Regions from separate parts of the Homo sapiens genome. Here region 1 is linked to region 2. The links are chromatin loops, found by intact Hi-C in ENCODE. Cell type or tissue: mammary epithelial cell. All regions are shown on one strand. Each heading gives the region's core, and the rest is flanking DNA. Links, peaks and the distances in the headings are about the cores only. Region 1 has its middle 100 kb from the start of PCTP. Region 2 has its middle 180 kb from the start of ANKFN1.

Region 1 (8,485 bases), core at 2,289-4,788, 110 kb before region 2:
TGACAGAAAATAAAATACAGGCTGTGGGGAAACTCTATACATCCTTGGGTCTCAGTTTTCTTCATAAGATGAAGGGACTTATTGGGTCAGAGCAATGGATTTATTTTTTTTCTGACTATGTTTTTAATTTCAAAATATTTTAACCACACTAAATGAAATGATATAACAAACCCACATATATTTACCATCTGAATCAAAAAACCTTAATATTCTGCCATATTGGCTTCCAGTTTTTTAAAAGAGGTAAAATGGAACAACCACAATTGAAAATCACTGTATGTACTATCTTGATCTCATCTCCCTGCCTTCCAGAGGAGGCTACAATCCTGAAGCTGCTGTGTGTCATTATTGTTTTTGACTTTTATTACGTATATATCAAAAAATACAATATAATTCTACAAGTTTTGGAATTTGAGTTAAATCAAATTTGATCAGACTCTACATATTGTTTTGCAATTTATTTTTTTACTCAACTTTATATTTTTGAGATATTTCCATTTTGACATTTGTAGCTCCAGTTCATACATTTTAAGTGTTATATACTATTCTGTTGAAGTAATATATACTAGAATCTCAGAATAAGTGTGAAATTCAAGTGCAATGGAATTTATCTTTGAAGAATAAGACAAGAGTATGTCTTCTTATCTCCAGTATCCTTTCAGCATAATTTCATTGAATATAACCCTCAAACAAAAGGAGGTGACAATGAACTGGAAAAGTCGTGGTACTGTAACCACTCTCCTGGAATTTTATTCCAAATATAAGGCCAAGAAACACTCCCATTGATATTTAAGCTGAGTCATACAACTTCACCAGGTACTGCCAAACCATAGAGAGTGAGACCCAAGAACTGCAAGATCTCATAACTAAAATCCTTATTTTACCTGGCTGAATGTTTGAACCTCATTTATTGTATTTTAGAGAGATTTTACTGTACAATAGTTAATTTATATGTTCTCCTATTGATGAATATTTTGGTCATTTCTAATCACTCATTCCTAGTGTTTTTAATATCATTTTATGTTTTCTTCTACCCAGGTTTGAGTATTTCTCTAGAGAATTCATCTAGGAGTGAAACTGTTGAATAAACAGCTCTGCAGATCTCCTCCAAGTGATTGTACTAATTTATTCTCTAACCAGCCATTATGGGCTGATTATCTGTGCCCTCCTCAAACTCATATGTTGAAGCCTCAATCCCTAGTATGATAGTATCTGGAGATGGGACCATTGGGAGGTAATTAGGTTTAGACTAGATCACAAGGGTGGAGCCTTTATGATGGGATTAGTGTCCTTATAAGAAGAGGAAGTGAAATGAGAGCTCTCTCTGTCAGCATGCACACAAAGAGGTCATGTGAGCACACAGAGTGATGGCAGCTGTCTGCAAGCCAGCAAGAGGGCCCTTACCAAGAACAGAATCTGTTGGCACCTTCATCTTGGACTTCCCAGCCTCCAGAACTGTGAGAAATAAATGTCTGTGGTTTAAGTCACCTAGTCTAAGGTATTTTGTTATAGCAGCCTGGGCTAAGACACTAGAATTTACAAAACTTCTCATTGATCCACGACTTCATTCAGCATTTACTGGCATTGTCAGATTGATGCAAATCTGATAAACATAAAAAGGTATCCCATTTTGGTATTAATTTACATTTCCCTGATAACTGGGGAGGTGTAATACGTTTTAATGATTTTGGTCCCTTCAATTACCACCTGCGAATTAACTGTTTACATATTTATCACATTTTTAAAAGAACAGTTGTCTTTTTATTATTGGTTATGTTAATATGTCATAGATCTGTTTATAATATATTAACATATGAATTTATATTTTAAATAACATATATCTATATAAACTTATGTATACAACACATATATGTTTATGTAACATATGTCATTTATTTATATAAAACATGTTACTTACATAACATATTTATAACATGTTATAAATATAACATATTTATAGTTATATGTTATATATTACACATATAATATTAAAATATATTTATATTATATATAGCATATTTTATATGTTATGTGTTATCTGTTACACATACATTAACATAAGTAATATGTTAATAGTCAACATAACATATTTAAATTATAACAAATTTATAACATATACATATTTTAACATATAAAACGTGTATATTTATATGTTACATATTATAACATATGTTATAAATATAACAACATTAACATATATGTATTAATATTATCTTTCAGTTCATGACTTGTCTTTTAATTTTGCTTATGGTGGTTTTCTGTCCTACACAAGTATTTACTTAAAAAAACTTGAAACATAAGCTATACACAGGAAATTGCACACAGCATAGGTGTACAGCATGAAGAACACACCTATGTAGCCAGCACCCCAGAGGCCCCATCATGCTCCCTCTCAACAAACCTTCCCACAAAGGTGAACACCATCTATCTACACTTACTACTTAGTTGTGTCTGTTTTCTGAACTTCATATAAATAGAATAGTGCAAAATATATTATTTTCCTCAATAAGGTGCTACTTAAATGTTTCTGTGTTTTTTTGTAAGGCAATAGTTTGTTCCTTCTCCTAATTCTTTATTTTATTATTAGAATATACCATAGATTATTTTTTCTACTATTAATAGACTTTTTCTTCTCAGTTCTTGGCTAATACAAATAGTTTTCCTATGAACATTCCTATACATGTTGGAGAATATATGCAAACAGAACATTTTGGTTTGACATATAGCTACAAGTGGAATTGCTGGTCCTAGAGTCTGCACAGTACCACACAGTATTTCTAGTACTACACATTATTTCAAAATTTTACACCAATCTCTATTTCTACCAGCAATGCCTAAACAGTCCTATTGCTCCACAACAATGCTGTCTTTTGGTATTGACAATAATTTTCATTATAGCCATTCTTTATGTGTAGTATAGGCTCTTGGTATTTGTAATACATATTTTTCTGGTGACTAATGAAGCTGAATATCTTTTAAAATTATGTTTTTTGGAATTTGAATTTCCTCATCTTTTGTAAGGGCTGTTCAAGTCTTTGGTTTATTTGAAGTAATGGTTGTCTGTATTTACCTTTTCTTTGTATATTCTAGACCCAAATATTTAACATATACATGTTATGTATGTATATGTATATTACATATGGCATGTTGTATATGTGTAAAACATGCATAGGTATGTATATATTTTATACATGTTTGTGTATGTATGAATATGTATATTCACCCAGAAATATATATACACATATGTAAGTATACATACATAATATATGATATATATTTTTATATGTGTGTGTGTGTGTGTGTGTGTATAAAGTATCTTCCCTCATTCAATGATCTGTCATTCAATCCCTAATGGCATTTTTTTCTTCACTGTATGACTTTTCTATGCTTTCTATATTTTATATTTACATATTCTATATTTTCTATATATCTTGAATCATAAAATTACCTTTTAAAAATTGAGGCATAGCATAGTCACAGAAAGGCACACTTCAGTGCATAACTCAAAATTTCACACATTGAACATGTCCACATAACCAGGCCCCAGATGAAACAGGATACTGTAAGTCCCAAGTCTTCCTTGCATTTCTTTCCAGTCACAGTTTTCCAGGTGGGGGTGGGGAGTCACTAACCTGACTTCTAAATGCATGGAGTGGGTTTTCATATTTTTAAATTTAATATAAATAATGTGATACTTCTTTTGGGGGGTGTCTGGTTTAGTTTGTTTAATAATAGATTTTGTTGCTGTCTTAGTCCTTTTGGGCTACTATAACAAAATACCATAAACTCAATGGCTTATAAGAAACAGAAATTTACTGCTCACAATTCTGGAGGCTGGGGAGTCCAATATCAGGGCACCAGCAGATTCAGTGGCTGGTGAGGGTTCATTTCTGGTTCATAGATGACACCTAGCTACATCCACATAAGGTGGAAGGGAGAAGGCAGATCTCTGGGGCTTCTTTTATAAGGGCACTAATCCCATTTATGAGGGTAGAAGCCTCCTGTCCTAATCACCTTTTTAAGTCCTCACTTCCTAATATTATCACCTCTGAGGTTAGGTTTACAACATATGACTTTTGCAGAGACACAAACATTTAGACCATAGCAGTTGCTTAGAGCAACTATTTTATTGTTAAATAGAATTCTCTTCTATTAATATGCCATAATGTATTAATCCTACTCTAGACGGATATTTTGATAATTTTTATGTTGTAGCTGTTACAAATAACACAGCTATGAATGAACAATATTGTAGATTTTTTGAGAGCATATATATGCATTTCTTAGGTGTAGAATTGCTAGTTCATAGGATATGCATGTGTTCAGCATTAGTGGATACTTCCAAATAGTTTCTTCAGTCTTTTTTTTAAGCCAATCTACACTCCCCTCAGCTGTCTTTAGATATTTGAAGAAGCCAGCCAAGTCCAGAGAACTAAAAAACCCACTTACAGACTTGAAGTTGAAACAAATGGTTATGTCTTTGAACAACTGAGATTAAGGGTAGTTTGTCACACAATATTATTGCCTCAATAGACACCTGATTGACTTGCATTCTTGGAATAAACTCTCATTTGGTTATATTATCCTTTTATATACCACTGAATTCTAATTGTTAATATTTAGACTAATGATTTAACAATTTTTACATCTATGTTCATTAGCCTGTTGACATTTAAATTGCCTTTTTTGTAATGCCCTTGTCATATTTTAATATCAAGCTATGCTGACCTAATAATTTGAGATGAGAATATTCCCCTCCCCAACTCTAAACATTTCCTCCCCTAATCTCTTCCAGAGTGTGTGAGAAATTGGTGGTGTTTCATCCTTAAATGTTAGGAAGAAATCACTGTGAAAGCCTTCTAGTCCTTGAGATTATTTAGCAGAAAGAATTTAAATTATAGATCAATTTAATTAATATATATGAAATTATTAATATTTATTTCTTCTCATTTCAGTTTTGGGGATTTCTAGAAAGGTATCAATTTGACTAAAACTCTCAAGTTTACTTATATAAAGTTGTTAATATCCTTTTATTTTCTAGTAATATCTGCAACATCTATCTGTGGCGATGACCTCATTTTAATGTCTGATATTAAGGGGTTTTCCCCTTCTCTGTTTTTGATCAGCTTTTTTAGCTGAGTCCATGAATTTTATTAGCCTGTTTTGTTTTAAGAACCATTTTATTGTTTAATTTTTATATTAATAAATTTGTCTTCTATCAATTTGTTCACATCAAGATTTCTGGATTTTTTTTCATTTTCTTAGGGTAAGGTTTTTTTCAACTTTTTTAGATTGGATACTTTCATATTTTCTAATATATTCATTTTAAGCCTATAAATTTTATCCTTAATAGCTTCAGCTTTACTTCACATCATCTAATAGCAGTAGTTTCATCATTATTTAGCTCAAATACCTTATATTATTTTTTGTTAATTCTATTTTGATGTGGATTATTTGGAAGTATGCTGACTATTTTTTAAAGAGTAGAAATTTTCTGGTGATCTGTTTGTTTTCAATGTGTTGGTTCATTCTCCTGTGGTCAGAAAACAGGCTCCGAATGGTGTATCTATCCTTGTTCTGTGTCCCAAGCAGAGAACAGGTTCAGGGTATAAAATTATCACGCCATCTTCAAATTGAGAGTTATAGGGTCTTGTGGTTCTTTGAGTTACCTAAGAGTCAGAAAGAGAAAAATCAGGCTGAATTCTATTCTCCCCCTGCCCTATTTCATTTTATTTACAGCACACCTACCTTATCTGTTTTACTGACTAGGTTTTGGTGTAAGATTTTTTTAAAAAGAATTTCGCATCCTGACACTACTAAAAATACAAAAATTAGCCAGGCATGGTGGCGTGTGCCTGTAGTCCCAGCTACTTGGGAGGCTAAGGCAGGAGAATCACTGGAACCCAGGAGGCAGAGGTTGTGGTGAGGCGAGATCACACCATTGCACTCCAGCTGGGAGACAGAGCAAGACTCCGTCTCAAAAAAAAAAAAAAAAGGATTTCACTGCTGAAAATGTTTATAAACCACTGTATTATTAGAATATCCTGCAGTAGTTTAGTTATAAAATTTCATTATTCTATATATTTTGCTATTCGGAAAAATCATATTACCCTTCTGGGTTCAGAATGATCTAATCAGGTTGACATGGTATGCTGACCTCCATACAGTTGATTCATTAAACTTATCCAGTTACATTATTATTATGTTAATGTACATATATGATCTGGGTGTGAATGACCAGATGGACGTCTGCTAAGTTTTATAAAAACCAATATAGCTAGTTATCAAGTAATCTAGTAAAAAATATTCAACCCATCCTGAAGATCAAAGACATGCATGTTAAAGCAGTAGAGTCATATAATTTTCTTTATTTATCAGAATGGCAAATATTAAGTATTTTTATACACTTCTAGTGAGAATCTGTATTTAAAATTAGATGGCTTTTTTTTTTTTTTTTTTTTTTTTTTGTCTAAGGAAAGATCTGGACCAGAGTCAGGTGTCACAAACTCAAATGCCTACAGGAGCCAGAAAAGGGAAACCAGATTGACATTTCTCTTTCCCATGGAAGTGTTCAATTTTGAAAGCTTTCTATGAAGTTCTAGGAGTGTGTCTAAAAATAATGAATAGAGCCAGTATGTATTTCAAGTATAAGACAACAATTAGATATACTCAAACATGAAGCATTTCAGCACCAAATGACCCTTCTTATCCCAAATGCATACATGCACTTGCTGACAAGTTCTGCTTTAAAAGCATAAAGCAAAAAAAAAAAAATTAAATGAGAACTGAAGGAGCCATAGTAAAAAAAGTATTAGTGGTGTGTGCTGAATCTTTTTAAATCTAAAACTAATATAAGCCAATTATGCAAATAATATTTATGGAACAGATTAGTCATGCGACAAAATATAATAAAGATAATGATAAACATAATAAAATTACTTCAAAAATTTAAAAATGCAGTTAGAAGAGGTAGGAGAAGGTGTGAGATTTTTCTTTGTTAGAGTAATAGGGTCAAAACTGAAATTTGCTAAAAATATCAAACACATAGATTTCAACTACTACATAGCCTTTCATCAGTCTTAGAGGGATATTTTTGGAAAATAATAAATGAGGTCATTATACTTTTCCCCCTTCTATGAAAATCAAGTTAAAATAAATGCTTTTATGCAAAATCACTGCATGATCTTTTTAAAATAAGTTTTCGAATCCATTACTGTTCTATGCATATAAAAATGGTATTTGAGATGATAGTCCCCCAATAATAATGGATATTTCTTGGTGGAAGATTTAAGGTGACAAAGGTGTTTTCTTCTTTCTACTGTTCTCCATGTCTAAAATTATTTAAAAAGATCAGGCAATAATGTTACAAGAACTTTAACTCATCATTTTTCTTCTTCAAATAAAAATAAAGCAAATATCAAACAAACACATGAAAAAAATTGTGTGCTTCATTCTATATACTAATTGTGACCCAAATGATCACTGAGATTTCTGTAATTCTAAACCATATCAGTCTGGTTCTAACTAATGAGCAATAAGAAAACTCATGAGACAGCTGTCCTTGCCCCTCAGAGGACATCCCATCTCCTGTCTACTCTTGCCTTGGAACTGGATCTATCCTCCCTCCCACCTCTACCCAGTAGCTGCCTCTTCTGCTGTCTCTGCGTAAAGGTTCTTCCATGGTCTTACGTAAATTGGAATTTAAATCCTGCAAACTACATTGTGAGACTAATGGATCGGAAGAGATCTTTCCTCTCTGCCTACTTCTCCCTTGAAGGGAACCGTATTTATTGCTTTAATTAGAGCACCAAGCTGTAGGAGTAAATGCAAGTCTTCAGCACTTCTCCTGACAGCTTTAAATTGGGGAGGCAACTTGGAAAACTTCTGTTGCAAAAATGCCAGCTGGATAATTAGTACTATGTGGCTAACAGTTTAAAAAAGCTGGGAGGGGAGACAAGAATTAGTGTAAGCATCTTTAACACACTTTAACATTCTAAAATGGGTTTCCAAAAATGTTGCTGCTGAAATGTTTGCAAGATTTTTGTTAAATGTGGCTTCATGTATTAATGTTCTTTTTGTGTGGAGGGAGGAGGAGGTGTTGACATTCATCCAACCTGCAGCAAGTGTCACTGGATTGCTGAGCTGGCTTTCTCTCTGTGCTGAAAGGAAAGAATAATTCCCTCCAATTATTCCTCCAGGGAGAATTAAATTTGCCAACTGATTAAGGCAAGAAAATACAAAGTTTCTCAAAGAATTTTGGGAATTTAGCATGGTCTGAATAAGTCATAAGTTTTTAAGATAGTAACCTGTAGTGTGTCCAGGGTGATGTCCAAAATTGCTAATGACTACTGAGGTACGGTCCAGGCCAATCAGAATAGAAGCTTGGCATTATGCTGTACAGGTACACAATACTTCAATATTAGCTCTGGTTGAATCTCCTTTTTTGCATACAATGTACCTCTGCTTGTTTAGAAAGAAGGGTAGA
Region 2 (8,485 bases), core at 3,905-6,404:
CAAAGTGCTGGGACTACAGACATGAGACACCACACCCGGCCGATTTTTCCACTTTTCACATGAGGAAATCTAGACTCAGAGAAGTTGGGTCCTCAGGTCACAGACCCAGGAAGTAGCAGACTCGGGATTTGAGTCAAAGTCTGCAGTTTCCAAAGTCCAGGTCCCTCACCACCAAAGCTGACTGTTTTTGGAAGAAGAAAATTAAAGAACTATCACCTTTCATTAGTGTCATTGTTGTTGCCTCCATGGAATCATGACAGCAAGATGAACCAAGAGGACCTCTTGATACAAAAGATGCTCTTGCTGGGGAAGCAGCCACAACATATGTTTCTATTAACTGTGGTCAGATTCCTAAGGTACAAGGCACAGTGCCCTCTACTGCCCAGGAGGAACCCTATTAGTTCCCCTAACATAGATGGAAGATCCAGAAATGTCAGTTGTTGAAGATTGGGATTTGTGTCATGGTGTGAGAATTTATTAGAAATCTTCTTTTATTTCTTTTGATAACTCTGTATGGGACTGGCAGATATTTACTCAAGGTGATGGGGGGAGGGTAAAATGGGAAAAGGAGAGAGAGAAGCCACAATCCACACAGAGTACTTTGAGGCAGGAGAAAAAGATGTTCTTCCAATGTTTAGTTATCTCCCTTCTGAACAAGTGTGTACATCTTCTGTTTCCTAGGGTAGCCTACGGCAGGCTGAATCCTGATGGCATCTGGACCAGGAAGAGGTCAAGGAGGCTTCCGATGGTCCCACAGGACATCTATAGCTCCATGCCAGGTAGTATTTTTTTCATTACTGAAAATGAAAAAGTTTTCCTGGAAGTAAGCAGACATAACACTGACTTCATGGGTCCAAGCAAAGAGGACAATGTAGAGACAAAAGAATACAAACCGACTAGTTGCTAAAGGAGCTAGAAAGGGGGATTATTTAAGAAAAAAAGAGACAAATTAAATAAATAAAATATCATCCTTCATGGTACAGCAGTGCTGCGGCCTGGGGATAGAACTGGAAACTTTGTGTGGTGAGTACTAGTGGGATGTGAATTGGGCCAAAATATATTTGTCTCCAAGAAATACATTTTTCAAAATGCTAAGCCTTAATTTTTTTTTTTTTTGAGTAAACAGCCGGGAAAATGCCAGGCTTGATACTTTCTTGAATGGAGCCCTGGATGTGCCATATGGAAGCCCTTGTGAGGGGAAACCCTTGTCGGCCTGCCCCAAGTCTTGCTGCTGTGTAGGTCCATTCAGTTCTACATTAGCCTGTACTTTGAAACTCTGCCCTTGCGGCATCCTGGCTACGTCCAAACCCCCCTTCCACTCCGCTGCCGACAACACATGATGTGCTTCCTCTCTTCAAAGAAGCAGCCATCTTGGAAGAAGCTACAGGGCTCCAAAAAACAATTTTGCTGGTCCAGTAATCAAATCTCTGACCCACAGCCGTGTTTCTCTCCTGCCACATTTTTCTTGGCTCTTCCGGGCTCCATCCCTCTAAGCAAACATTCCCTCTACATTTAGACTCCTTCTAACACTAAGCATAATGTAATGGAAAGAAACATTGAAGACCTGGGTTTCAGTGGTTTTTGCTATTAACTTTCTCAGTGTTTAACATCCCAGATTTTCAGCTTTCTCATCTTTATTTAATAATATCCATCTTACAATGGATGTTATTGTCAGTGGAAAATTAGATGGGACAATATACATGAAAGTATGTTAATAAATGTAACAGTCAAACAAATATTGATCAAATACCTGATACGGGATTGGCATTGAGAAATATGATGCTATGATGCAACCCTATAATCTAGTCAAAGAGGCAGACAGAGACATAGGTAGTATTAATGCAATGTGTGGCAGTTGGGTTGTGTTTGTTTGTTTTGATTTTTGTTGTTCTTGGCCACAGCAAACCAACCTATAATCCATTCCTATTTCTGTTCCCCCTGCCACTAATTTGTCTTCCTTCTTTGGGCCTCAGATTTCAATTTGCCAAATGCATAGATGACCAGATAATTTGTTATCCAAACCAGGATACTTCCTACAGTAAGAGGAATTGCTGTTAATAACTGTGCCAGAGCAATTTGTGCACATGGAGACTTCCAGGCAAACAGAGATGATGGCCACACTACAAATGAAATGGGGGCAGGCATGCAACAGTATCTAAGGATTATTCAAGTTCTTACAATTTATGGCATTTAGTTTATTTATTTATTTATTTATTTATTTATTTATTTATTTATTTATTGAGACAGAGTCTTGCTCTATCGCCCAGCTGGAGTGCAGTGGCATGATCTCTGCTCATTGCAAGCTCTGCCTTCCGGGTTCACACCATTCTCCTGCCTCAGCCTCCCGAGTAGCTGGGACTACAGGTGCCCGCCACCACACCCAGCTAATTTTTTGTGTTTTTAGTAGAGATGGGGTTTCACCGTGTTAGCCAGGATGGTCTCGATCTTCTGACCTCATGATCTGCCCGCCTTGGCCTCCCAAAGTGGTGGGATTACAGGTGTGAGCCACCGCGCCTGGCCCACGTTGTGATTATTATCAAAAGCTTTTCTCCCAGTCCAGTGACTGGGTTTCCTCTTTGGCTGCCCTCATGGGCCTGGCTCCTGGTCAGTAGTATGTAGTGAGCTGAACCCTGAAAATCCTGGTTGCTCCCCTCCCGGGTCAAATTTGTTGTAAATAAAACTGCATCATACTCCTTGTGATGGCATCACCTGTTGGAGCATAGCTACCTAGAGAGCATGGGAAACTAAATGAAAATAAACTTAAACACTGGCAGCACAGGTCAGACTACTGGGGAATGTTTAGCTCCTGAATAGTCTCTTGCTCCTTCTTGGATATCTTTTATATTAATCTCCTCTCTCAAAGCAGTAAGCCTTGTGTTTACATGGATGGACAAATTTCTGGATGTGTATATATATTAAATATATATACTTTCTTTTTTTTGAGACGGAGTTTCAATCTTGTTGCCCAGGCTGAAGTACAGTGGTACGATCGTGGCCCACCACAACCTCTGCCTCCCGGGTTCAAGCTATTCTCCTGCCTCAGCCTCCTGAGTAGCTGGGATTACAGGCATCTGCCACCAGGCCTGGCTAATTTTTTTGTGTTTTTAGTTAGAGACAGGGTTTCTCCATGTTGGTCAGGCTGGTCTTGAACTCCCGACCTCAGGTGATCTGCCCACCTTGGCCTCCCGAAGTGCTGGGATTACAGGTGTGAGCCATCGTGCCCAGCATATATATATATACATTTAATAATATCCACCAACTATCAGCTTTGAAAAGCTTAAGATCAATAAGAGAAAAGGATTGATGAGCTGATTTTGTGTATCTCTCTCCCCCTTCATTCTCCTTCCTCCTGGGAGTTTGATCCCCTTTCCACTTCCTCTCTTAACATTTTTATGGACTAGAGATGCAATCTTAAGTGAAAAGTTTATTTTTTTTCTTTTCCAATGCCATCCAATAAAAGTATGCCCAACTACAGTGGTCGGGAAACTGAGGCATAGATAAAATGTAGGGGAGTTCTTGCTAACCTTGTATACACAGGGAGCTCACACAAATTCATGCTAGATGATTTGAGATTAGTGATGGAGTCTTGTATATATCCAGGCTGTATGTTGCATATCTTCCCAGAATCAGACACTTCAACACCATCTTAAATGTAAAACCGAGGTGATATGTCTGAGCTAACCATGCCTCTTCCCAAACACATACACATGATCTACATAGTATGTTTTATCATAGACTTTTCTAGGCACTTGGGATTTGTGAGACCCTGAAGTTTTCTCTTCCAGCATGCTTTCCAATTTCATTATCCTTATGAAAAGTGTTGAGAATTATACTCTACAAACAGATTCTTGAGGAGAGTTCTCATTATCCAGACATCTTAGAGTCTTGTCCTAATTGCTTTTCTTTATATCATAAAACAATCCATTTTGGTGGCTCAGTTCTAGATAAGAATTTGTACAGAAGAACCAGGTTTGGTGTTCAGGGAGGTGACCGTAGGTGGAAAGTTTGGGGAGAATGTATTGACATAGCAACTGAATTCAGCCTGAACCTGAAAGAACTTACAGAAGACTCATTGGGATGATGATTACAACCCCAGACCCACTGACCCACCCAGGCAAAATGGAATACAGGGTGTGTGTGTGTGTGTGTGTGTGTGTGTGTGTGTGTGTGTGTGTGTGTTTTAATTGTCCTAATTCGCCATAGCTAGCCTGTGGTGAGCATCCTCCACTAGGACCTGGAATAACCTTGCTAAACCTTTACCTTAGCTGGCTACCTGTACAGGCATGAATGGTCAGTACTGAAAATCACAAGTGCTGGTTCAAATAAGAATGCTACTTTTTCAAATAGGGATACTATCTTCTACACACCTGATTCATTAGGGATCTGGGGACCATTAATATTTAGTGATAGTGCAGGAAATGAAATGGAAGTGGAAGTTAGTATGATTTGACCTGCTGAGGGCATGAGGCTGGGACTCCTGGGTTAATTCTTGCTGTTTTTTTTTTTTCTAGTATAAGTTTTACTGTGGTTCCATGATTTGTGTCCTTCCCTGTTGGCTCTGCAGGAGCCTGGCTGTCTTTATTTAGTAAATGTATCTTGTAATTCTTAACCCAAGGGCCTCAGATTCCATATGGCATGTTTGAAAGGACAGCATGCACATTATCTCAAATTCTTTTTGCTTTATATTTAAAAATATTATCTTGAAGATCAAAAGTGAAAGCTCTCCTCTCATGTTGAGTCCAGCTGTCCTGTGGAGTCAAGGATAGCCCTGCTCAGCCGTGCTGGGGTGTGGAGACAGAGTGTCCTAAATACATACACAGCAATTTTCCCCCTTCCTGTCCCCACCCTACCTTGCTCTTCAAGTACAGACAGGATGCTATTGACTCACTACAAATGGGAAAGATGATTTGAGGTTTTCAGCATAACTTAGCAAGCATTAAGTAAGCACCTATCATGCCCCAGGCTCTGATTTTAAGTTCAGTGATAGTTTTAAGTTCAAGGAGAGAGTGGTTGGCTAACAAGATGAAGAAGTTGTATTTCAAGAATGTATCCAGTATTTTATTGAGAGATGTTTAAATAAGTGGGATATAAATAACTGGAAAATAGCATGTAATCCACATGTAAGAAAGCAAATTGAAATAAGAGGCATATAGTGGCATTAGCAGCTCCCAGAAGAAGGAGCTGTTAATTCTGCCTGAGGGATCAGAGCGGGATTCTCAGATATGTTAAAATTCATGTAGTTTAAACTGGGTTTTAAATATCCATACAAACATGCATTTCACTCGCATTTACTCAATGCCTAGTAAATGCCAGACAGTGCAGATTTTGAAGGAGTTCTTACCACCAGGGAACATATGGCCTACCTGGCAAGCTGAGTAAATAAACAATTGTGAGAAGAAAGGTTTCTTTTGAATTGTTAATTGTGTTAATAGCCGCCCCCCTCCTTTTCTTAAGCATTACTAGGTGGTAGGCATCATTCATTAACTTTTTCTACTCATAATCTGATTTATAATTCAAAACCATCTCATACATTAGAGTCTACCCTAAGTTTATATCAGAGGAAACTTGTCTAGAGTTGCTTAGCTAGTCAGTGAGACAACCACAGATTGGAGCCTTGAATCCATATCTGTTAGATTCCAAAGCCCACCCTATTAAATATTAAAGAGTTGCCCTCAGGGGACAATGCAAAGTAAAGGAATAAAAAATGGGAAAAACATAGGAAAGTGAAATTACACTACAGCGTCAAGAAGGGGCACTTCCTTTGTAGAAGTTAATTTAGATTATCCTGAGGAATTTTATGTGATATTGGACAGGAAAGACAGGGTTTGATCTTTGAGAACATTGGATGGCATACTAAGAAGTCTCTTTTTTTTTTTTTTTTAACCTTGAGATGGAGTCTCGCTCTGTTGCCTAGGCTGGAGTACAATGGTGTGATCTTGGCTCACTGTAACCTCTGTCTCTTGGGTTCAAGCGATTCTCCTGCCTTAGCCTCCCGAGTAGCTGGGACTACAGGTGCACACCACCACACCCAGCTAAGTTTTGTATTTTTTGTAGAGATGGGATTTCAGTACATTGACCAGGCTGGTCTCAAACTCCTGACCTCAGGTGGTTTGCCCACCTCAGCCTCCCAATGTGCTGGGATTACAGGAGTGAACCACTGCACCCACCCTAATTTATAATTCTATAAATTATGGGTACCCACAGCAGATATATCAGATAGAATGTGACATGAAGGAGTGCATCTTTTTGGAAATATCTCTGGATAGGTAATGAGAATGAGAATGAGAATGGGCTTCCTGGATCCGCCATGTTTTCAAACATATGGCAAAAGTTAGAACTTCAGATTGTGGACTTGAAATTATTTCCTTTTCAGAATAGGTATAAGTGGTCCACCTGAAATTTAACTTTACTTTTAGTAGCTATGCATTCAGGTATGCAAAAAACAAGGTACTTTATTCTTCTAGAATCCTACTTAATCCCTATGTGACAGAAAAGATAGTCTTATTCAATAATTTTTTAAAGGCGTTTTAGGATTAACCTCATTTAAATAAGAATTTACTTCTTTTTTGGGGTGGATCTAAATTGTAAGAGGCTTTCAAAACAGGAAAGGATGGGGAATAGGAGATGGGGAGGTAAGTATCTGATTACTGGTCATTGTTATCTGTTTAGCCTTGCAATATTCTCCACTCTTTGGCCATAAACTGCACCATTCTCAATCTGACTGTCTCCTTACGGCCTTCTAGGCTCCTTCTACCCTTTGCTTCCCTCTCAGGGGAGTTTTCAAACGCTTTTCACATGATTCTGGAGCCATACAAGACTTGGGGGCCTAGGTAGGTTTTGCCAGACCTTGCTGATTTTCCCAGGCTCCAGTGAGAAAGCAAACACAAGTCCCTTCCCTCATTGACCCATCCCAGGACTCAATCCACAGAGAAGAGGCACAATGGAGAGCCCTCCAGACCCAGCTCCAGCTCTCTCTTCTCCTTCCACCCGACTTACCTCCTGAGCTCAGATCTTCACCTAGACTTCTACAGTGATGAGAGTGTTTGTAGGAAAACTAGTTCTCCCTAATGGAATCTTCTGCCAGAAGTGTCTTGTCCTGGTATAATCTGGACCAAACCTTTGATCAAAGCCATAAATGTGATGAATGATGCCCATCTCCTTGAATAAAGGAGACCCATGTGTTAAATAGAGAGTAAAGGTGAAAACACAAGGGTTAACATTTTATAATATTATTCCAACGCTATTAGGAACTTCTTGTAAACCTTAATACTCTGAAGAAAACAACTGGAGATGACTTTCTATCCATAGAGAAATTTGGCCTTAGTAGCCAGGTATTTTTCAAGTTGGCAAATTCTACCTTCTTATTTTCTTTGATCCCCCAACAAGGGTCTCATCTATGATCAAAGCCTTTTTTAAAACAGCAACTAGCATATTCTTGAACGTATAATTAGCTACCATAGTAACTATAAATTCTAATCTTTCTCTGACTTTCCAGACAACCTAAATAGGATGCCGTCACTTTCACCCTACAATTAATACTCCCTGAAGAAATATCTAAGTGTCATGATCTTTTGCTAAATTTGAAGCATGCAAGCAAAAATTCGGTCATTTCCGTCAGCAGTTGCAGTGGTGGCAAATTCATTGAGTTCAGCAAAGTACATGGTCACACAACCTGCGTTAGCAAAAGAAATTAACTAGGAACTTGTGAAGCTGAAAGTTAAGTAACAATTGAAAAAGGCTTTATTTATACTTCAGTAAAAAGAGTTGGAGAACAGAAGGGAATATTTTTTATTTTTTAGTATTATTATTATTACTCTAAATTGTGATTCTAGGTTTGCCTGTTATCACTTTTCAGAGCATTTATCACCAACTTGCAGTGGAATATTGTAAAGATTCATTACAGTTGTGAGAGGGCAGGAAAATAAACTCACATCTCCTGCATATCTGGAAGTGTTTTTTAGGCACTGTGCTGAGCAGTCTACAATGTTATTCTCATTCAATCATAATGATACCTTAGAAGTAGATCCCATCATTCCCATGTTACAGATGGAGAAACCCAGGTTCTCTAAGATGAAGACAATCATCCAGCGTCAATCCTGATAGTAAAAGACAGAAACAATGGCTCAACTGTGGTCTAGATCTGACCAAAGTAGAATGAATTTTTTTCTTATTTTATTTTCCTGAACTGAACTCTGTACAGTCAATGATTCCATGACTTTGACTCACTGAGAAATGCGTCCATCCTAGTGATTAGTGATTTTCCTCTCCCAGAATACATTGATTACACCCAGGACCAAGTTGACTTTTTGTCAGTTAAAGGGGAGACCCTGGCCGGGCACAGTGGCTCATGCCTGTAATCGCAGCACTTCGGGAGGCTGAGGTGGGCGGATCACCTGCGATTGCTAGTTCAAAACCAGCCTGACCAACATGGAGAAACCCTGTCTCTACTAAAAATACAAAAATTAGCGGGGCATGATGGCGCATG

The links. Peaks named below come from ENCODE experiments on the same cell type or tissue, not always from the same donor. Only the 100,000 strongest peaks of a DNase experiment are listed, where the experiment ranks them.
Region 1: a loop joins it to region 2, with 2.3 times the contacts of the local background. A loop is called at or near these places in 1 of 110 quality-filtered maps.

What each region holds. Positions count from the first base shown.
Region 1 is chr17:55,851,605-55,860,089 of GRCh38, forward strand. It overlaps a transcript of PCTP not described here. Among named protein-coding and RNA genes, the nearest start is that of PCTP, 100 kb to the left of the region's middle. In mammary epithelial cell, for the core only: no CTCF peak of the experiment used is centred there; no DNase peak of the experiment used is centred there; H3K27me3 peaks cover 178 bases.
Region 2 is chr17:55,964,898-55,973,382 of GRCh38, forward strand. No RefSeq gene overlaps it. Among named protein-coding and RNA genes, the nearest start is that of ANKFN1, 180 kb to the right of the region's middle. RefSeq lists a silencer at 4,769-4,953 and an enhancer at 5,050-5,741. In mammary epithelial cell, for the core only: no CTCF peak of the experiment used is centred there; a DNase peak (open chromatin) is centred at 4,894; H3K27ac peaks cover 371 bases.